3 separate regions of the Homo sapiens genome follow, and all the other regions are linked to region 2. Evidence: chromatin loops called from intact Hi-C (ENCODE). Cell type or tissue: Calu3. All regions are shown on one strand.

Region 1 (8,000 bases), 87 kb after region 2:
AATATTTTTGTGGACGATTTTCCTAATTTTTAATGCTGTTTTGATTTTCTGTTTATGCCATAGAGCTCAACTCAGTTAAATATGAAGTAAAATCAACCACTTAAAAAAGGGAAGCCCATGTATTGTGCTGTTGAATGATAATGAAATTTTGAAAATGTCCAAACTAACATTCCACCTTCCCATTTGCTCACCCCTGGGCCCAGGGTCAAAAACTCTCCTAGGAGTAGGCAAGTGTCCTCTTTAGGGGAGTTGTTTATTGTTCAAAGTGGACCTTATGTTTCGGCTTCTCCGGAATCATATCTAAGAAGTTCAGATATTCCTCTTCTCCATGCCAAGACAGCCTACAAATGGGAATTATACTGGGTGTCAGAGCATTCCCTTGACAGGCCCAGATGCAATGACAGCTCAGGTGTCCTCACAGGATCTCCTCCTCTATCTTTTCCACAGAAGAACTCATTTTATCATTGGTTTCTTTCTTCCGATACTGTTTTCTGGGGGGTGGTGGTGAAGGTCCCTTATTTCATGAATGCCATTTTTAGCTTTAGATTTATGATGTTTTTGTTCCAAAACAAATCTCTACTAATTCTAAAGTGTAGACACTATTTTCAAAAAGAGAAGACTTGAAAGAAATGTTCTCCCACAGAGGTTTTTTTTTCTCCTGTATTATTCCAAGCTACTTAATTATCTAATCACATTTAGAACTGTAGATATGTAAGTTAATCTTATACAACCTTGTATATTTAATGCATGTTACCTAAACTGTAATTTTCAGTTCTAAGTTAATTGTTTTATAGAAAATGGCTACATTCAGACTTTCCAAAATAGGCCTTTATGTTCATTAGGTCTCCTTGTTACATACCAGTTCCATAATTCTTAAAATAAAACTTTATTTCCTTGGCACTTGTATTGGGTAAAGACATTAGCCTTGGAAGGACTGGCTAATATTTATTGACCAATTCAATATATTTCTCAATATATTGAATTTACCTCAGAAAATAAAGTCAATGCTTTGTAAAATTGTATGAAATAATGATGTTATTGAATTATACTGACACTGAAGCAGAAGTAGCCAAATAATTATTTAAGGATATCACTGTACTCTTCCAGAACATGAAATGGTTGAGCATGTCATACAATGCAGGCACAAAGCTTCTTTCACTTTGGTTGTAATGTCTGCTATAAAATCAAATAAAGATAATATAAACACAGTAATGAAACTACTACTAATTGTGAAATCTTCCATCAAAGGCAATCTCAATTTTTGGCTTTTTAACCTATTTTTATATAATTACATTTTTAATGTAAAATATTAGCATTTCAAATGCAAAGTTATATGAAAAAATATGCCGTTTCATTCCTTTCGCTGTCCCTTCCCAACCCATTTTCACTCACACCGATGGGCAACTAATTAAATAGTTTCTCGTTAATCCATCCTGCATTTTCTGTTTGTTGGCTTGTTGTGTGTGCTTTTTAAAAATAAGTATATCTACATTTATATTTACTCTACCTGATTCTCCATATTTATTTATCCCTTATTTGTTCCTAATTTCTTCCAGAAAAGTTAGAATACTATATATATTCCTTGGTACCCAGATTTTTTTCACTTATTTTTTTTCCTGGGAAATTACTATGTATGTCCTCTTAGAGATATTTGTCATCTTTAAATTTTTGTTTGTTTGTTTGTTTGTTTTTACTAACTACATAGCATTCCTCTGTGTGGATATTCAGTAGTTAATTCAACCAATACCCTATATGTGGCGATTCAAAATTATCAAACACATTTCAAATACAAGTAATATCACAATGAATAACCACCCCCCCCCCATATTTCATAGCAGATGTATTTTTAAGGTGAATTCCCAGATGAGAGATTGCTGGTTCAAAAGATGATTGCATAGGATGTGTAGTTCTGAAATAAAATGGTCTAGACTCACATTTCTCTGCTTTTCCCCTTTAAATGCAACTACATTCCCTAGAGACTATTCTACAGTGATGACAGGACTCTGAATGAGGAGAAATAGATACATAAAGACTGGCTAGAGACCTTGAGACTTTATAAATGTCATCATAAATGGTTCTCTGGGTTTTCTTTTATCTCTAATATAATCCTTGATTGGGCACCAGAGAGGTCTGCAACCTGGAACTGTCAATAGGAATACACAAGAACACCAAGAAAAATTGCCCTTTCTGGCCAAAGGACAGAAAAGTGGAAGATCAGCAGAGAACTAGTAGGGAACCCAGCTCCCATTCCACAACCTGAGCACCTGTAGGCAGTCTAATGCATTGGCAGGAGTGGCAGCAGCACAGAAGGAAACCCTAGGCCATTCTAGCTTCCACTCTACAACCTAGGCATCAGAGAGTCGTGTCATCTGCCTACAGGTCAGCAGTGTAGGTGACCTTCATTCCCTGCCCTCCATACCTGCAAATTTCACCCCACTAGAAGGTCAACAGGTGGCCCAGAGAAGTGATTTCTGCCCACATAGATGGTTCCAGCAGACATTGAGTGAGAGCTCAATAACATCAGAAGAACCAGAACAGAATAACATTGTAAGCGCTGAGAAAACTAAACTGCCATTGGAACTGAGTCCCGCAAAAGTATACCAGAACCTATATGCTAAACAAGGCTACCGTGTACTATGATAGAAAATTTATATAGGATCCAGGGATTTACACAGGATCAAGCATAATAACCAAAATGTCCAAGATACAATCAAAATCATTTGGCATACTAAAAGTGAGACAAATCACAATTTGAATGAGAGATGACATTCAACAGATGTCAATATGCAGATGAATCAGATGTTGAAATTATCCGCTAAGGATTTTAAAACAGCCATCTTAAAAATGCTTCAATATCTAATGGACATTTATAGAGCACTTCACCCAAAAGCAGCTGAATACAAAATTGTTTTAAGTGTCCGTAGAACACTCACAAAGATAGAGTATATCCTGAACAATAAGACATACCTTAACAAACCTAAAAAATTAAAATCATAAAGAGTATGTTCTCTGACCATAATGAAGTAAGCCAGAAATCAATAAGAAAATTCCTCAGGATACAGAATGAAAAAACATTAATTGCATTTCTATACGCTGACAAATGGATATTAAAATTTTAAAAATAGGACTATTTTTAGTAACTTTAAAGAAACTGAAATACTTAGATTTAAATCTTATAAAACAGGAGTGATGTCACCAAAATGGCAGAGTAGAAGCAAGCTGGCTTCACTTTCCCTTGACAGAAAACCTAAAAAAAAATACGGCACTAAGATTATCATCAGCAATATTCCAGAACTCAAATATGAAAATGAGACAGTTCCTGGGTCGACAGAGAAATGAAAAAAAACTCTGTGCAGAGGGTGAAAAAAAAATCAGACATTTACATTTGAGATCCCTGTTCCTTGGTCTGCCAGGCACAAAACCCAAGGAAAATTTCTCCCTGACTCATGATTACTATACAGGAAAACGTGAGATCAAGGGGGACAACCAGCTTCCCCACCATCTTGGGTTCCTTGGCAGAAGACCCGTCCCTCCTCAAACCGTTGGAAACATCACAAATGCCCAAAGGGAGAAAAATTCCTGAGGACAGCTAGAGACAAAGCGGAGAGATGGGACTAGCATCCACAGGTGAAAAACACTGCTCTGTATCGAGGCCAAAGGAGATGCCAAATCAGAGTAGCTGTTCAGCAGCACAGTGCTTTAGCGGGTACACGTGGGTCTCCTGAGCATGAACTTTTAGTCAGCCTTCCTACACTGCCAGGATGCCAGGGTATTCTCTTTGGGACCTTCCCCATCCAGGACAGGCAGCACTCTGAACTTCGTTAGTGCCGAAAAGGCAAATCTGGGCTAAAATGCCATCTAGTGCTGGAAAGGAGGTAGTGACCCAGCAAAAAGATACTGAACAGCTACATCGCAAATAAATATCTAAGCAAACATACTCAATAAAAACCCAAACAAGCCAGATAGAGTAGAATTAATAACTAATTCTTCAATGCAAAGACATATATATATATATATATATATCCACAAGAAACAACACTAGCAAATGGTGAACCATGACCTCCTCAAACAGACAAAGAAAGGAGCCAGTGATCAACCCCAACAAGAAGGCAATAGATAAACTCTCCAATCAGGAATTCAAAATAGCAGTTTTTAAGGAAACTCAGAAATCTCCAAAATAACACAAATAAGCAATTCAAAAATTTATCAGAGAAATTCAATGAAGAATTTGAAATAATTTTTAAAAATCAAACAGAAATCCTAGAACTTAGAGGTATATTTGCTTAACTAAAAAGTTCATTAGGGGCTTTTAACAGTAGAATAAATCATGCAGAGAAAAGAATCAGTGAAGTCAAAGACAGGCAATTGGAAAACACACAGTTTGTGAGAGAGAGAAAAAAAAAGAATGAAAAGGAATGAAAAATGCCCACTGTTAAGAATTAAAGAAAGAGGAAAGAAACAAAAAGTTGCTCCACAGTCAAGGACAGGTTTATTTTAGAGAAAACAAACCTGAGAGGGGCGTCTGGCTGAGTTAGGTCGTGCCCACTCTCTTACTAAGAGTTTTTAAGGATTTAGGGTAGGAGAGCTTATCAGAGGCTTGGACTGCTTCTGTGTCTCTTTTGTGTCTTTGTTGTGCTTATCTGGGAGGGAGAGTTGTGTGTCTGTTCCCATACATCCCTGCAGCTGAAGGCATACCTGCAGGGTCTGCTTTTAGCTTCCCTATCTTAGTGCACCTGAAGGGAAAGGAATGTGATTATTAAGGCCCACTGTTTTACTGGGGCCCGTTGTATGAGGGTGAGGTTTCGCAGTTACCCAAGAGACATTCCCCACACCTCCCTTCGTGCCCAAGCAGCCTCATCTGTGTTTTACTGTCTGCTCTTTCTGGCTGCTTGTAGTTGGAAGAGAAGTGATTTCCTTGAAGTGCATGAGGCTAGAAAGGGAGCTGGAGCTTAAAATGGTGGTGTTTGTCCGAAATGATGGTGTCCGAAATGATGGTGCTCCTGCTCTGTCACCCACAAGATATAAAAAAACTACCTTAAAAGAAAATCTAAAAATTATTGATATTTAAGGGGGATCTGAGAAAAAGAAAAAGATAGAAAGCTTATTCAATGAAATAATAATATAAAACTTTCCAAAACTTTAGGAAGATATAAATATTCAGGTATGCAAAGGTCAGAGATCACCAAACAGATTAAACCCAAGTAAGACTACTCCAAGTCATGCAATAAAATTCTCAAAGGTCTAGGGTAAAAGGGGATCCTAAAGACAGCCAAAGGAAATAAGCATAAATGTATAAAGAAGCTCCAATTTGGCAACAGATTTTTCAGTAAAAATCATATAGGCCAAGAGGGAGGAGGATGACATATTCAAAACAGTAAAAAAAAAAAAAATGCCTACTGAGAATATTATACCCTGAAAAGTTATCTTTCAAACATGAAGAAGAAATATAGTTTTTTTCAAAATAAACAAAAACTAAGAAAATTGATCACAACAGACCTGTATTACTAGAAATCATAGAGAGAATTTTTCAGTTTGAAAGGAAAAAGACTGACATACAAAAATAAAACATAAAAAGGCATAAACCCCCCTCATAAATAAGTACAAAGACAAGCTCAGAATACTGTAACAAGATTTTGGTATGTAATCCAATGAACTCTAGTATGAAGACTAAAAGACAAATCTACCAAAACCAATAGGTGCTACAGCAACCTGTTAAGAGATAGTCAGGATAAAAATATTTCAATTGAAACAACAAAAGTAAAAATGTGGGGGGAATGAAGTTAAAGGGTAGAGTTTGTCATTTTTCCTTTATTTCTATTATTTTCTTTGTGATAAAAGATAAGTTGCCATCTCTTTAAAATAACTTGTTATAATTATAAGATTTTTGCAAGCCTGATGGCTACCACAAAGCTAAAACCTATAAAAAATGCACTAAAAATAAAAACAATAAATTAAAACATACTACCAAAGAAAATCACGTAAGCACAAAGCATGACAGCAAGAAAAGAAAAGAGGAATTACAAAACAACCAGAAAACATGCCACAAATGGCGGCAGTAAGTCCTTACTTATCAATATTAACATTGATATAAAAGAAATAAATTCTCCAATGAAAAGATATAGAATAAATGAATGCATAAAGAAACAAAATCCAATTATATGCTGCTTATAAGAAGCCCACTTCACCTGTAAAAACACACATAGACTGAACTTGAAGGAATGGAAAAAGATATCCTATGCAAATGGAAACCAAAAAAGAGCAGGAATAGCTATATTTATATAAGATAAAATAGACAACAAATCAAAGACTGTAAAAACAAACAAACAACACTCTTTTAAAAAAGAGGTCAACTCAGCAAGAGGATATAACAACTATAAATATCTATATACCCAACACAGTAACACTCAAGTATATAAAATGAGCATTAATTGATCTAAAGAGAAAGATGAGTTGCAATACAATAATTGTTGAGACTTCAACACCCCACTTTCATTAATGGACAAATTATCTAAACAGAAAAATCGACAAAAAACAGCAGAATTAAACTACATAGTTGACCAAATGGGCCTAACTGACATTTTCAGAACATTTCACTCAATTATTGTAGAATGTGCAGTCTTCTCATCAGCACATGAAACATGCTTTAGAGCAGGCAGTATATTTGATCACAAAACAAGTCTCAACAAATTCAAAAAAGTCAAAACTATATCAATTATCTTCTCAGACAAGAATGGAATAAAACTAGACATCAATAACAAGAGAAGGCTTGTAAACTACACAACATGCTCCTGAAGAAATTAAACAACGTGCTCCTGAAGGACCAAAGGATAAATGAATAAATTAATTTAAAAATTAAAAAAATTCTTGAAACAAATGAATATAGAAATACAATATACTAAAATCTGTGGGATACAGAATAGGGAAGAGGGAAGTTTATATCAATATGTGCCTATATAAAATAGTAGTAAGGTTTCAAATAAATTACCTAATGATATATCTCAAGGAACTAGAAAAACAAAAATAAACTAACCCCAGTGATACTAGAAGGGAAGAAATAATAAATATTACAGCAGAAATAAATGAAAGCGAGACCAAAAGAACCCCCCAAATCAACAAAACAAAAAGTTGGGTTTTTGAAAAGATATACAAAATAGACAAACCTTTTTCTAGACTAAGAAAAAAAGAGAAGACTCAAATAAATAAGATCAGGAATAAAAAAGCAAGCATAACAACTGATACCACATAAATACAAGGAATCTTTAGAGGCTATTACGAACAACTATACACTAACACTTCGGAAAACCTAGACTCAGTGGATAAATTCTTGCACACATACAAAATACCAAGATTGAATCAAGAAGAAATAGAAAACAGACCAAATGTGATTTACAAGATTGAATCAGTAAAAAATTTTCTCATCAAAGATCAGCTTAGAACCTGATAGTTTCACTGCTGAATTCTGTTAAACACTTAAAAAAGAATTAATATGAATTCTATTGAAACAACTTGAAAAAATTGAAGAAGTGACAATACTTTCAAATTCATTCTAAAAGGCAGAATTACCCCAATACCAAAACCAGACAAGGCGACAACCAAAAAAGAAAACTACAGACCAATATCCCAGATGAACATAGATGCAACTATTCTCAAAGAAGTACTAGCAAACTGAATTCAACAACACATTAAAAGGATAATTTATCATAATCAAGTGGGATTCATTCCAAGGATGCAAGAATGGTTCAATGTATGCAAATTAATAAACATGATATATCACATTAACAGAACCAAGGACAAAAACCATATATTCATTTCAACAGGTGTTGAAAAACCATTTGATAAAATTCAGCATCTCTTTATGATAAAAAGTACTCAACAAAATGGGTATAGAAGGAATATACTTCAAAACAATAAAGGCATATATGACAACCCCACAGCTAACATCATACTGAATGGGGAATGCCTCTAAGCTCTGGAACAAGATAAGGACATTCACTTTCACC
Region 2 (8,000 bases):
AAAAACCCTCTCATAAAACATAAAACACTGCAATGGGGTATGTCCATGAGGCATGAAAGCCCACCAAAAGAGCTCTCTATGGCCAAAGCTGGAATAATCTGAGCAGCAAAATAGCATGGTGTTGGAGTAAATGCAAAGTACAAAACAAATATCCATGATTCCACACAGATATAAATAAATCATTGAATAACTAACTTCCTACACCATCAGTGTAGGCTGTGCACAGTAACTTCCACAGAGAGCAATAGGGAAGGGGAGAAATAATAATTTTACACTACAGAAATCTGACAAACACGATCTCAGCCAGGTGATCACAGTTAACATCAAGAGTGATGTCATGTTCCAATAATAAGTAATGAGACTGAAGCCGTAATAAAAAGCCTCCTATCAAAGAAAAGTCCAGGACCAAATGGCTTCACTGTGAATTCTACCAAACTTTTAAAGAAGAACAAATACCAATTCTACTCCAACTATTCCAAAAAATAGAGGAGGTGGGAACACTTCCAAACTCATTCTGTGAGGCCAGTATCACCCTGATACTAAAACCAGACTAAGACACATCAAAAAAAGAAAGCTACAGGTCAATGAACAATAGGATGTGTTTTACCCAGTTATGTGCAATACTAATCCTCCCCTTTGCAGTATACAAATTTCAATTTTTTAATGTGCCTAACTACAGTAAACATTGCCTTTCTATCACATAAATTCTTCTATCCGTCAGAGGGCCACTCAGGGAAGTTCTTCACTGGGCTACTTTGTTTCGCCTGAGCAAGCAAGGAAACTCAGTGTTTATATTATTGAAGGAATGTCTTTGACATTCTTTTAAAAAAGACATCCTACTGAATGAACCTGTTAGCTTTCCTTCATCTAGATTGAAGTTTCTCAACCTTGGCACTATTGATGTTTCAGGCTACATAATTCTTTGTTGAGGGTGGGGGTGCTGTTACGTGCACTGTGGGATAATTAGCCTCATCCCTGGCCTCTGCCTTCTAAACATCAGTAGCACCTTCCCTTCCAGTTGTGACAGTAGAAAATGTTTCCAGACATTGCCAAATGTCCTCTGGTAGGCAAAATTATCTCTAGTTGAGAATCTGTTGTTTAGATCAACAAAGGACTTGAAGGTCATGAGTGGCCCTCTTGAGTTTATGTTCCCGGGGTCTACTTTTTCCAGTGGTCAGTAACTCAATGATGACAGAGTTTTTACTGTCCTCACTTAGTCTGGTTTGTATTGTAACCAGCAGTCTTCTGTGAGTAGTACACAACGCCACTATGTTGTGCCCAGAGCTGGTTGATTGAGCTCCCATTCATTGTTTGTGGTCTGTTTGTCCACTACATTTCTACAGAAAATGAGAAGTATTTGTTGTCAAGATTTGGAATACATAGTTAATTGGATCTTCACTCAACCTGTACCCCATCTACCTGTCCTTTGTGTCTTTTCCCAACTTCTTTAACCCATACGCAGACCTTCATTGGCCAAAATATGGACCAAAACTCAGGTGGAAAGTTGCTCTGTGTCATTCCTTGCACATTAGCACATTATCTTTGTCATATTTGGCTTACTTTCCTCTGAATCCTATGATAAACATGGGGCCTCTGAGCTCAAAAGAGTCAACAATCTGAAGGGAATCCCAGTTTCTAATGGTGTATTCATTATAATGCTAACTTCTATGTTTATTGGTTTATAATCTAATATATTGCTGATAACATTTTGAAAAGGGGAAACTGAAGGATTTCTAGAGAAAATGTAATTCCATATTATTAAAATATGTCAATTCCTTAAGAAAAAACTGTTTTGCTAAAGTTTATCTTACAAATAGAAAGACTTTAACTTTGAGTCAAGTTAATGGCCATGCTTACAATGTTACTATGTATGAGTTCATGTCACACTAGAAAAAAAGACCTAATAACAGAACTGGAGGACTTTAGAACAAATTAAAAATTTTAGTAGGTGGCATATAAATATAACAAAAGTTCAATAAAATTTGGTAAATACTTAGACATTAGACAGGGTTAATATCTTCTTTATTTTATCATAGTTTCAAAATAATATTAACATAAAGGGTAGCACAAAAAACATAATGTTAAAATAATGGTATAGTTTATGCAAGGCATGAATTTACTTACTATGGAATGCCTAGACAGATGGGCTAACATTAATTTGGCAGAATTTTACAATTATGAACATGCCAACAGCTGTTCAAGCAAATTAAATTATAGTACCCAATATCCTTATGAAATGGGTTGACTCATTTAATTTGTCTAATATTTTAAAATAACAATTATTCTTTTATTTTTTGACCATCTTAATTCTCTAAGAAACTATTTATATAATAAATTTACATGTTAGATTTAATGAAGACGTAATTGCCTCAGAAAAAATTAATAATCTTTGTAAAGTCAACATAATCCAAATTGAAATGTTTGTCTCATATTACAGAGAAAATTTTAATATCCAGACCATGTTATGTAAATGGATTTTATAAGTCATTAAGAAAAAGAAATAACTTAGAAAAATAGCTAAACAGAGTGAACAGTCAATTAATCTGAGAGAGAGAAACTGGCTAAAAATAATTTGTAAAGACTTGATCTCACTAAAGGAAGAATAAAAAAGAAAACAATTAAAATTTTATTTGATCAGATAGGCAAGCATTACAATGATTTATAATAGAATTGTTGAGAGTTAGTAAGATGTGCAAATTTATTTCATAAGAGAGGTAGTATAAATTAATATATCCTTCTTGGAATCCCATGTGATAAAGTCTCTCAAAATTCAATTTCAAGTGATATATATTTTAACCCAAAGAAAGTTTTCCTACTGTAGATGCACATGTTTTCTTAAGTAAACATTCATGGTCACCTTTTATGTGCCAGGCACTATGTGAGATACTGGGAATAAAATGGCAAATAATATTTACCACAGGATCATTTTAAATACAAAAATTTGCAACCAATTAAAATTTCCATGCTAAGAGGTTGGTTATACGAACTTACAATATAGTATTGTGTCAACCTTGAAAGAACAAAGTAAGTCTGTAAGAACTGGCATTTTAAAAAATTTATCAATATCTCTGGATGAAATATAAAGGATTAAATTATATGTAAATAAATGTTGACAAACTGTATGATATATTTCCTTTCTGGTAAAATAAATTTAAATATGCATAGAAAGAATACGGAAGGTTATCTACCAAAATTTTACCACTAAATTGTTAAATTGTTAATTTTGTTTTGAATCATTAGGGTCACTTGCCTAAGTCAATAAATAAATGAATAAGGAAGTAAACTAATCAAGGTTAGATCATCAAACATTTAACTACCTAATTTTTAAATTGTATTATTCTTTACATGTTTTTCCCCAATAGCATGAGCAGAAAACTTCATTAATGAAAACTATTAATGGAAAGACCCTAGCATATAAAAATTCTTGTAATTTATTTCAATGGTCTTTACAATGAAGCAAATCTAAAATGAAAAAAACTCCCTCAAAACATAAAATTATGTCAGCCTCTTTATGTTTCCCCTCTCTGCCTTTTACCTGGGACCTGGTGCCTATTTTCTTTAGCCGAATGGTGGCAGCATTTGAACACTGTTACTCATGGCCTGCTGGGCATGTGCCCCGATTAGGCAAAACCAGGGTTAGTATGATGTCCTCAGATAGGCATGGCTAAATGAGACCTCTATGCTGAGACCATATCAAGAGGCTCCATAGTGCCTTTGTATGAAAATACCTCAAAGAAGAAAATAATATCTACCTTTGATTGCCATGTATGAAAATTATACATATTTTAGAATGTTTTAATTTTTAGAAAGAACTTAATATAAATTAAACAACTTGAGAATTGGTATTAGTGCTAGTAGTGCTTTTCACAATTAATTACATATATTTTTTTACTTACACTCTTGAAAAGGACACTTACTAATTCTGAGTCTTAAATTACTCCTGCTTCTCTTATTAAAAGAAAAGTAAAACATGTTTAATGTGTTTTCTGGAGAATGGTGAAGAGCTATTTTAAAGCAGTCTGTTTCAGTTTTAGGAAATCAGATTGTCACCATGTGAATGTGCTCATTGGCAGGATGGTACATAGTTTTCATATTCACCATTCTCTTGGAACCTAACACTTTGTCTGAAATGAATAAATAAATGATGTCTAATTCACCACCTGATGATTAGTTTCTTGGAGCTGCTGTTCTGGTTAATATCATCATAAAATAATACTAAAATTTGTTCATAAAATATAATTTTATGGATTTGCATTTTTAAAATATCTGGAGCACAAATATTTAACATGAATGTTAACAAAACATCTTTGAGACTTTTACATTGCTTTTCTTGCAGTGTGTGAGTGTGGTTTGGTAAGCAGTTTTTAAAAATCACCTTTAATAATTTGTGGTTCATAGCAAAAACATTGAGTGAGATACTGAAATGTTCATATAACATCAGTAAAAAATTATTGTGTCAACTGTTAGCAATTCTATTATAAATTAAGAAAATATATCTTCTGTTTAGCTATTCCAAATCCATGTTTAACCACATACTCACCTAAATCTTGCACGAAGACTTAAACTCTCTAAAGTTCTGCTTCCTCATCCATAAAGTGAGGATGAAAATACATCTGTTATCTTAGGAATAGTCACTATTTGGGAAGATTCAATATGATAATGTATGTAAAGCACTTAGTATGGGGCCTGGAACATACTGAGTTTTATAGAGAATGCTCTAGTTTATTGTGACTGTGGAGTATACTTCTGGAAGTGGGAAATTTCTGGATTAGAGCAACACAGTGTAGCAATGATAAATGGGGTAGACTTTGCATAGGGATTCATCTCCAATTATAGGCATGGCTTACTGCATGAATGCATTTGTGTGTGTGTGTGTTTCTGTGTGTGCATGTGTGTTAACTTTTCTCCAGTAGATGGAATGGATCATTGTCAATACTCAGCCTCATTCTGGCCTATGATTTTTGTTACTGCAGAGATATTTCTATCTTGTGTTCTAAAAATATATTTGAAAAGCTTCACCAGTGGAAACTGAAAAACAATTTTTTGGTGTGTAACTTTTATATTTTAGAAATTTTTGGCCATGATTGTTCTCTATCATGAATTTTAGAATCTCTGGCCAAGTTCCCAAATCATAACTTTTGGATTTGTTGGGATTGAATTACATTCATCAGTCATTAAATATACTTCTAAAGTAAAACGTGAACAAGTCAGTCAAAAATTCCAAAATTGGAGTGACATCAGCAAGATGGCAGAATAGAAGTTCTCCACCTCCACTCTCTCCCCACAGAAATCCAGCTAGCAACTGCCCACAGACAAGAATAACTGTGGGAAATCCCCGAACTCAGGAGTGAGGCTGAGAGATCCACTTGGACCACCAAAGCGAGAAAAACCATGTTCAGGAGATCAGAGGAATGGTTCTCTTTGACTGCACCACCCATACCCCAAGGCAGTACAGTGCCACACACAGAGGATTCCCATGGACCCATGGTTTCTACAGTGAGAAAAATGAGTTGGAGGTAGACATTCAGTTTCCATACAATTCTGGGACCCTTCATAGAAATCTCACTCCTGTCAGCCTATGGGAAACATTGGGAGTACCAGCAGGATTACATCATGACTAGCCAACAGCATAGTGCTACAGGAACACAGTCCACAAGTTTGCCAGGATTGAGTCCCTAGCCAGCTACTCCATACAGCCTTGGTACTCACAGAGAGAGCATGTGGCCCCACTCAACCTAAACTGAAGAGCAGTGACTCCAAAAAGCCTTGGTGCTCTGCTTAAGCCCACCATAGTCCAAGAGGCAAGACTACATGCATATCTATGAAACATGGCCTCTGGCCCTGCTCATCTTGTGTGGTTGAGCAGCTACCCCAGCCACTTCATCCAGTCTCAGAGCCCAGCGTATAATCCTGCACAACTACAGATTCTGAGCAACAGAATCATCCAGCCAAGGAAGAAAATCTACAACCCTGCCCATTCAGAGACAAGCATAGAGTCCAGCCAGAAGCCCCATTTGACAGTAGAGTCCAGTTAGTGGTCTCACCAAACCACAGAGTACAACCAGCAGTACCATTAGACCTCAGAGCACAGGAAGTGACCAGTCCAACTAGGACACCTGAACCACGGTTAGCCTGTCTGAGGTTGCTATTAGCTGATTCCTCCAGAATCCCAGGCTAGACTATATAGTAAAGTTCTATCACCACCAAAGAACACCTGCAAGGGCTGGAAGAGGTGGCTGTCTGCTAAAACACACAGGTATCATTATAAGGACAGAAAGATTATGAAAAATCAGGAAAATATATGATACCACCAAAAAAAAAAAAAAAAAAAAACTAATACAGCTCCAGTAATAGACCTGGAAGAAATGGAGATCTATAAAATGACCAAAAAATAATTCCAAATAATCAACCTATAAAGAAATTCAGAAAGCTCTAAGAAAATTTAAATAGAAACATAAATAAAATTTGGAAAGCAATGCATCAACAAAATTAGAAGTTTAACAAAGAAATGTAAAAATTAAAAAATAAAAATCCTAGAGATAAAGAATATAACAACTGAGAAAAATCCAATAGGTAGTTTAAATAGCAGACTTGATCCAGCAGAAGAAAGAGTAATGATCTCAAAGACAGGACATTTGAAATTATCCAATCAGAGAAATAAAAAGAAAAAAGAATGAAAAAGAATAAATAAGACCTACATAAATTATGGGACACCATCAAGCAAAAACTATCCACCATATAATAGGAGTTTCAGAAGGAGAAGAGAGATATAAAGGCCTAGAAGGCATATTTAAGAAAATAATGGCTGAAAAATCTCCAGATCTAGGTAAAGATGATAACATTCAGATATAGAAGCTCAGAAACTGGCAGTAAAATTCAACCAAAAGAGAAGTTCACTAAGACACATTATAATCAAATTGTGAAAATTTAGACAAAGAAAATACTAACAATAGCAAAAGATAAAAAACAGATCACATTCAAAGCTTTCAGCAGATTTCAGATTTTTTCCTGCTGTGTGCAGCCTAGGGACTTAGTGCCCTGCGTTCCAGCTGCTCCAGTCTGGCTAAAAGGGGCCAAAGTACACCTCAGTCCATGGCTTCAGATGGCACAGACGCCAAGACTTGGTGGCATCCATGTGGTGTTGAGCCTGTGGGTGCACAGAAGTCAACAATTGTGGTTTGGGAACCTCTGTCTAGGTTTCCAGGGATGTATGGAAATGCCTGGATGTCCAGGAAGAAGTTTTCCACAGGGGTGAAGCCGTCATGGAGAACCTCTGCTAGGGTAGTGTGGAAGGAAAATGTGGGGTCAGAGCACCCATACAGAGTCCCCACTGGGGCACTACCTAGTGAAGCTGTGAAAAGAGGGTCACTGTCCTCCAGACTCCAGAATGATAGATTCACTGACAGCTTGCTCCGTGCACCTGGAAAAGCTGCAGACACTCATCACCAGTCCGTGGGGGTAGTACACTGGAAAAGCTGCAGACACTCATCACCAGTCCATGGGGGCAGTACACTGCAAAGCCACAGGGGTGGAGCTTCCCAAGGTCATGAGAGCCCACCTCTTGCTTCAGTGTGACCTGGATATGAGACAGCGAGTCAAAGGAGATCATTTTGGAACTTTAAGGTTTAATGACTACCCCATTGGGTTTTGGACTTTTATGGGGTCTGTTGCCCCTATGTTTTGGCCAATTTCTCCCATTTGGAGAGGGTGTATTCACCCACTTCCTGTACCCCTGTTGTATCTAGGAGGTACCTAACTTGCTTGTGATTTTACAGGCTCATAGGTGGAAGGAACTTCCTTGTCTCAGATGAGACTTTGTACTTGGACTTTTGAGTTAATGCTGGAATGAATTAAGACTTTGGTATACTTTTAGAAGGGCATCATTGTATTCTGAAATATTAGGACATGAGATTTGGGAGGGGCCAGGAGCATAATGATATGGTTTGGTTGTGTCCCCCTCCAAATCTCATCTTGAATTGTAGCTCCTTTAATCCCCATGT
Region 3 (8,000 bases), 140 kb after region 2:
CAAGACCAGCCTGGCCAACATGGCAACACCCCATCTCTACTAAAAATACAAAAATTAGCCAGATGTGATGGCGGGCACCTGTAATCCCAGCTACTCAGGAAGCTGAGGTAAGCAAATCGCTTAAGCCTGGGAGGCAGAGGTTGCAGTGAGCTGAGATCGCACCACTGCACTCCAGCCTGGGTGACAGAGTGAGACTCTTTCTCAAAATAAATAAATAAATAAACAAATAAACAAACAATGAATAGAGCTATAATCCAATAACAAGTATACTATAGTTTTTTTAGAAACGTACTTTTTATCTCTATAGTCACCCCAATTTCTACCTGAGTTAATCAAAGTAAGACTAATTTGTTTATAAAAATAAATTTACTCTCATCATACTTTGCCTGATTATGTAAGCACAGCAAAAATAGTGATTGACAATATAGGCCCCTTTTTCACGTTGAAGACTTCTGATACAACTATGAAGCAAATCCTTATTTTTTTTTTTTTTAAACTTGTTTTAGGTTTAGGGGTACATGCTATATAAGTAAACTTGTGTCACAGCGGTTTGTTTTACAGATTATTTCATGAGCCAGGTATTAAGCCTAGTACCCAATAGTTACATTTTCTTCTCCTCTCCCTCCTCCCACCCTCCACCCTCAAGTAGACCCCAGGTTCTGTTTTTCCCTTCTTTGTATTCATGAGTTCTCATCATTCAGCTCTCACTTATAAGTGAGAATATGTGTTATTTGGTATTCTATTCCTGTGTTAATTTGCTAAAGATAATAGCCTCGTGCTCCATCCATGCTCCTTCAAAACATGATCTTGTTCTTTTTCATGGCTGTATAGTATTCCATGATGTATATGTACCACATTTTCTTTATCCAATGTGTCATCGATGGACATTTAGGTTGATTCCATGTCTTTGCTATTGTGAATAGTGCTGCAGTGAGCATTCACGTGCATGTGCCTTTATGGTAGAATGATTTATATTCCTCTGGGTATACACCCAGTAAAGGGATTGCTGGGCTTAATGGTAGTTCTGCTTTTAGCCCTTTGGAGGATCGCCATTCTCCTTTCCACAATTGTTGAGCTAATTTACACTCCCACCATCAGTATCTAAGTGTTTCCTTTTCTCCGCAACCTCACCAGCATCTGTTATTTTATGACTTTCTAACAATAGCCATTCTGACTGGTGTGAGATGGTATCTCACTGTGGCTTTGATTTGCATTTCTCTAATTCTCAGTGATATTGAGCTGTTTTTCATAAGCTTGTCAGCCACATGTATGTCTTATTTTGAGAAGTGTCTGTTCATGTCCTTTGCCCACTTTTTAATGGGATTGTTTGTTTTTCTTGTAAATTTGATTATGTTTCTTATAAATCTGACCTTTGTCAGATGCATAGTTTGCAAATATTTTATCCCATTTTGTAGATTAACTGTTTACTCTCCTAATAATTTCTTTTGTTGTGCAGAAGCTCTTAAGTTTAATTAGATCCCATTTGTCAATTTTTGGTTTTGTTAAGATTGCTTTCAATGTCTTTGTCATAAAATCTTTGCCCATTCCTGTGTCCAGGATGGTATTGCCTAGGTTGTCTTCCAAGAGTTTACAATTTTGCTTTTTACATTTAAGTCTTTAATCCATCTTGATATGATTTTTGTATATGGTGTAAGGAAGGGGTACAGCTTCAATCTTCTGCACATGGCTAGCCAGTTATCCCAGCACCATTTACTGAATAGGAAATCTTTTACCATTGCTTATTTGTTTAGCATTGTTGAAGATCAGATGGCTGTAGGTGTGCAGCCTGATTTCTGGGCTCTCTATTCTGTTCTACTGGTCTGTGTGCCTGTTTTTGTACCAGTACCATGCTGCTTTGGTTACTGTAGCCTGTAGTATGGTTTGAAGTCAGGTAACATGATGCATCCAGCTTTGTTCTTTTTGTTTATGATTGCCTTGACTATTCAGGCTTTTTTTTTTTTGGTTCCATATGAATTTTAAAATAGTTTTTCCTAGTTCTATGAAGAATGTCATTGGTAGTTTGATAGGAATAGCATTGAATATATAAATTGCTTTGAGCAGTATGCAATTTTGATAATATTGATTCATCCTCTCCATGAGCATGGGATGCTTTTCTATTTCTTTGTCTTTTCTGATTCTTTGAGCCATGTTTTGTAATTCTCATTGTAGAGATCTTTTACCTTACTGGTTACCTGTATTCCTAGGTATTTTATTCTTTTAGTGGCAATTGTGAATGGGATTGCCTTCCTGATTTACCTCTCAGCTTGGCTGTTGTTGGCCCCTTTAAGTTTACTTTCCTGAATCTTTTTATAAGAAATATCAGATTTGTCTTTTAAAAGCCTCTCAAAGCTATAATGTCAAGCCAAGGACTCATCATCAAACTTTGCCTGCAATACCTATAGATTTTAGTGAATTCCTCTTGTCTTGGGCTCTCCAAAATATCCTGAGGTTCCTGGGCCTGCCAGGAAGTGAGAGCCACTATGAGGCTGAGAATCTTTGAAGCTAGATGTTCTTTGTATCTTCTCAAATATAGTATCCCAGTCAGAGTCTTAGTAATATAACCGGTATTTCCAATTCTGTCCTGTTATAAAGAAAACAGAGTCTTATTGAACTTTTGCAATTCACTGTATTGCCAAGAAATAAGAAAATCAACAAGTAGCTTTGTGAATTCTGGAAGAATCAGGTAGGGAGAAAAGGTAAATATTTTAATTCTGTTTACAAAAGCGTATGTTACCAATATGCTATAGATAGCTTAAGAAAAAATTTAAAATTTCCTTAGTTCAGGAAAATAAAACATTTAAGAACCTCCAAAATTTTGAATAGAAAGTCAAAAAACATTATCCTCAGCAGAATGAACATCATGCAATTCTTATTTTGCTTGATCTTGTTACAGCTGTTGCATGAAGCCATTAGGTTTTTCATTAGAGTTTTAAAAATTCTTACCCAGTCCAATGATAAGATCACAAAGTTATCAGCAGCAATCTGTATTTCAGAGTACCTGTCAGAGTCTTTTTCATGAATGTCCTTGAAGATAAGGCAATTTTAAACTGTAGCTGATTACAAACACTTTCAGAGAAGAATCAAAGTAAAGCAATTAACTGTCCATGAACGACAAGAGTTAAATTGCCCATTGTTAAAAAATCTGATGACAGCTTATTATAACAATAATGTAATTACAAGGAGATGTGGTTATTTTTGTGACATAACTATATTTTAGACTTGGATGTTACTACCTTTTAGGATGTAAAGAAAAAGAGATTGAGTGAAGTTAGAAGCAATTTTTTTAAACTTGAATATTACAAATGTTAACTTTCTATATGCTCCAACTTAACTGAACCTTAGAATTGAATTCTATATTGTGTTTGAAAAACAGTGGTAAAAAAAGGGAGAAGCAAGCTTTTGAGAAATGCAACTGCTTAGATTTATAAACTAGACAACTAGCAGCATCTAGTGGTCATGCTCATGATCAACCCCTGTCTTCATTTTCATTGTTGCTTGGAATTAACTTGCATTCCAAGGCTTGGCAGATATTTTGAATTAAGTAAAAACCACATGTGAAAAAAAAACAAAAAACTTAAACTAAACATCAGTTTCAATGTATATGTGTTGTAAACATACAACACATATACTGTTGTTTATAATTGCGTTCAATTTCTGATAGAATTTAATACATTGAATAAAACTTATCTAAGACAGTGTTCAGCTGCTTTATTTGTCTTAAGAAGGGTTGTGATTTTGCCACATTTAGGGGACTGGACTTAATTTTATCAATTTCAATATTAAATGTTCAGTTGATATTTTGGAACTATTATGGAAAACTGTATTATTTTAACTGATAATATTGACATGGATTTTGAACAAATATTTATTTTATTCATTTGTTTGAAATTGAGTTATAAGCACAACAGTTTTCCATCCTTGAAAGCACATGACAGTGAGGTTTATACACATGGTTAAAAAATGATAATAGGTAATAATTACTTGGTGGCAAAAGAAAGGTAGCCAGGAGTTTTTATGATTCTCATGACCAATCTGCAAATAAATAATCAAAAGTTGAATGCAGATTAAAAACTGTCAGGAAATGGGTGATTTCTACTAACATCATTCAAATGCTCTAAAAATTATCTATTTCACATGCTGATAGTATGTTACATGGATACTAAATACACAAGGATTATAAGCAAAAATGCAGGAGGGGAAATGGAAGAAAGAGACTAATGACGTTTATGCACCTTTCAAGTGCCAGGCACTGGGTTGTGCTTCATGTGCATCCATCATTATCCTTCATCTCCATGACAATTCTACTGGCAGGTGTCTTTGTCCCCCATTTAATAGATAATGGAATGAAGTCCTGCTCCTGTGATCACACAAGTAGTAAGTGACCAAGGTAAATTTGAATTTGACCAAATCTGACTAAAAATTGATGTTCTCAGAGTTTATCAACTCATTATATACACAAAATCTATAGTCTGGGAAAAAAAGTTTTTTACAATATCAGCATTTTTTTAGTCCTGTCATTGTTTTGCAAGCCCTGAAAAGACATAACTTCAGAGTAAAGGAGTGAACAATGTGCCATCCCCAAATATGCCTACTTGGTATGTTGATTATTCTGAGTTAAAAACATTAGAGAAATAATTTCAGAAAGGCTGAGCTGACCTATCTCTTTCTACCTGCAGCAAACAATAAAGATTCCTCTGGAAGGGGTACTCTCTCCATATCAGGGTCAGAAAATAGCCCGTATCACCAGAGACTTGGAATTGAAGGCTACAGTGGACCTAAATAAACATAATTAATGAAGTAATCCTCATCCTTCACCTGTTTTACACTTTCCCATGTATTTCTTAGTAACTCCCCTGGAAAATTTTTACCACTGTAGCCAGATTTTCTTTGTCCTATCATTTCTTCTCAAATCTATCACTCTATGTCTAAAAAGTATCAAGGCATCTTGCTTTGGCCACTTCTTTTGACTTCCCTCTCTTGTGAAGAACCCCATGTGCATGTAAAACTAATAAAATTTGTATGCTTTTCTCTTATCAACCTGCCTGGTGTCAATCTGGTTTCTCCATCCAGCTGAAGAACCTATTAAGAGTTAAAAGGGGGGTTGGAGGTGACCCCTGGCTCCCTACAAGTGTCATCTGTTATCTTGAAAGATGCTCCACTGGTCAAGCATGACTCTTACTCATCAGTGAACAAACATTTTCATTTTACACATTTATTCAACTATTCTCTCAGGTACTTGTAGGACTGGAGAACAAAACAGGTAGGACATTGCTTTCATGGAGTTATGGTCTAGTTGGGAAAGATGTAACAGGTTTCAAAGGTAATAAAACTGTGCTAAACATGAAAGGAACAAATACACAATGCTTGGAAATGTTTTGAAACCTCCACAATTAAAGATAAGGCTTAAGATAAAAATCTAAGTTAGAAGTGGTATTACAAAATAAATGTATATAGCATTAGAGATTTATTCATTCAAAAATCATACATTTTGCACCTACGATGTGGTGCTGTTGATATCAAACAGATGATACAAACAGCCTAAACACCAAGAACTCAGTAAAAATATATGCAAACCATTATTCACAATACTGAAGATACACTAGTGTACAATATGTACTATAGTGGTAGAGGAGAAGAAGGAATGTTGGTGTCTGCTTTGATGAAACTTGCAGAGTTCACAAAGGAAATATTCAAACTCTGTTGGTTACTATCCAGATTAAGGTGTAACAGAAGATAATGACAGAGGAGTCCACATAAAGGCAAGAAAGAGATGGAGAGAAGTAGATGAATTTGAGACATATTTAAAGGCAATAATACATTAAGGGTAATGTCTCCTCATTATGATAGAATAGTACACCCTTCCCAAGTAAGTAAGATGAGAAGAAGCTGTTGACTGTGTCTGGCACACTAACTGGTCTAAACTGACACGTTCCCTTTCCTTGAAGCCTTCTCAAATGGTCAATAATTATTCGTTTCCTATTTTGGCAATACTGTTTAATATAGGTATAACATTGGTCCTTAGTTCTTTTTGAAAGTATATTTATTGTCAAAAAGTTAAACTATATATACCTCCATACTTTAGGCCCACAGCAAGAAAGGGCACTTTTATACTTTTTGGTACATAAACGCATGCACACACACACACACACACACACAGGCACTCACAGACACACACTTAATAAATGAGAACATACTACTCACAACTCCACTGTCCCTCATTTTACCCATCTGTCTGTTTGTGTGTCGGATAGTACCACATATCAATCGTTATTTAGATTGTTTGCAATTTTGCACTATTTAAAACAGTGCCCATCTGTGTTTATTTTTCATGGCCTAATTTGTGATGATAACCTAGAATAAATTCCTGGAAATGAAACTGCTGAGTTAAAAGGTAAATATTTTTTAATCGATATTGTCAAATTGCACTCAACAATTTTGTTTTACTTTATATTCTCACCAAGAAACACATTAAGTTCCTGTTTCTGCACACCCACACTCAGTTTAGGAAAGCTTTAAATCTGTGCTTCTATGATAGATGAAATATGATACTTAAATGTCAATTTGATTAACTTATGAGTTTGTGTACTTTACCCATTTTTTATTTTATTATTTTTGTTTCTCTCGTTGTATATGTGTGCTTTGAAATTGAAAGTATAAATGTTTTAATTTCAAAACCCTTATCTACATTAAGTCCTATGTATAAACATTAACTTTTTATTTTAATTAAATTTAATTAGTTTAAAAATATTTTAAAACTTGACTATGTAGTTTAAATTTTAACCATCATTTATATATATGTATGACTATACATCTACATATCTACATCATGTATTGTAAAATACAGAGGAAGAATTGTCATACTCCTTTCTAAGTTTGTATCAGATGCCAACATTGTATCTTCCAATGATGTGAAATATCTTAGAGAATTTCTTTCAAGTGAAGTATTTGTGCTGTTACCACCACCTCGTCTTCAACATCTTTGTCCTTTTTGTCAGAACCACTTTCCTTATGCATGTCATTAAGTGGGAACTTCACTAAGTTCCTCTGGCTGTGTAATTAGAGTCTCTTAATGGCAGCTATTTTCCCATAACTCCATTCATATTTGACTCACATTTCCCTGCTGGTGTTACTTTTTGTTTTTTTGCTGCACTTTTATGTATGTTGACTTCTTTAATTCCCTCTTTGGATTATTCACTTTTATAAAATGTCAGGTGGGTTTTTCAGTAGGAGACCAGGAAGCAACATAACAAAATGCTTTGCTGTCTGTGGGAACTGAATTACAGATGTGCAGTGAACATTCACTAACAAACTTTAAAAGAAGTTACATCATTGGCCACTGATCACAATGTATCCATGTTATTTACATAAGCATTTACGGTCTGAAAAGCTAGCAGCAACATTTGTACTTTACTCTGTTACTCAGTTAATATACTGTGAAAACTAAAATTTGAACTGCGTTGTTGGGGAATTACTATTATTTGGTATTATTTAACTAAATCATGGTAATTGAAATCTGTACATATTGGAACTGTGCAAGGAAGGACTATCTGTATACACGTACATATGTGTGTGAGTTTATTTCAATACCATATGTACAAATACATGGTGTTAGTTTATTAGTGCTGCCATAACAAAGTACACATACTGAATGGCTTAAATAACAGAAATTTATTTTCTCACAGTTCTGGAGACAAGAAGTTGAAATCAAGGTGTTGGCAGAGGTGGTTTCTTTGAGGCCTTTCTCCTTGCTTTGTGGATGGCCATCTTCTCCCTCTGTCTTCACATGGTTTTTCCTCTGTGTGCTCATATTCCCATGTCCAAATTTCCTCTTCTTATAAGGACATTAATCATATTGGATTGTAGCCCGCCATATAACCTCACTTTAATTACCTCCTTAAAGGACCTTTCTCCAAATACAGTCACATTCTAAAGTACTAAGTTTAGGACTTTAACATGTTAATTTTGGATGGCCACAATTCAACCCAAAACCCTCCAACTCT

What was found. Hi-C counts contacts between places; a loop is a spot of excess contacts. Peaks named below come from ENCODE experiments on the same cell type or tissue, not always from the same donor. Only the 100,000 strongest peaks of a DNase experiment are listed, where the experiment ranks them.
Region 1: a loop joins it to region 2, with 10 times the contacts of the local background. A loop is called at or near these places in 19 of 110 quality-filtered maps.
Region 3: a loop joins it to region 2, with 11 times the contacts of the local background. A loop is called at or near these places in 11 of 110 quality-filtered maps.

What each region holds. Positions count from the first base shown.
Region 1 is chr6:127,638,345-127,646,344 of GRCh38, forward strand. No RefSeq gene overlaps it. Among named protein-coding and RNA genes, the nearest start is that of LINC02536, 22 kb to the right of the region's middle. In Calu3, a CTCF peak has its summit at 3,855; a DNase peak (open chromatin) is centred at 3,837.
Region 2 is chr6:127,551,048-127,559,047 of GRCh38, forward strand. No RefSeq gene overlaps it. Among named protein-coding and RNA genes, the nearest start is that of C6orf58, 22 kb to the right of the region's middle. RefSeq lists a silencer at 3,517-3,666. In Calu3, no CTCF peak of the experiment used is centred here; a DNase peak (open chromatin) is centred at 3,594.
Region 3 is chr6:127,686,847-127,694,846 of GRCh38, forward strand. No RefSeq gene overlaps it. Among named protein-coding and RNA genes, the nearest start is that of LINC02536, 27 kb to the left of the region's middle. In Calu3, no CTCF peak of the experiment used is centred here; no DNase peak of the experiment used is centred here.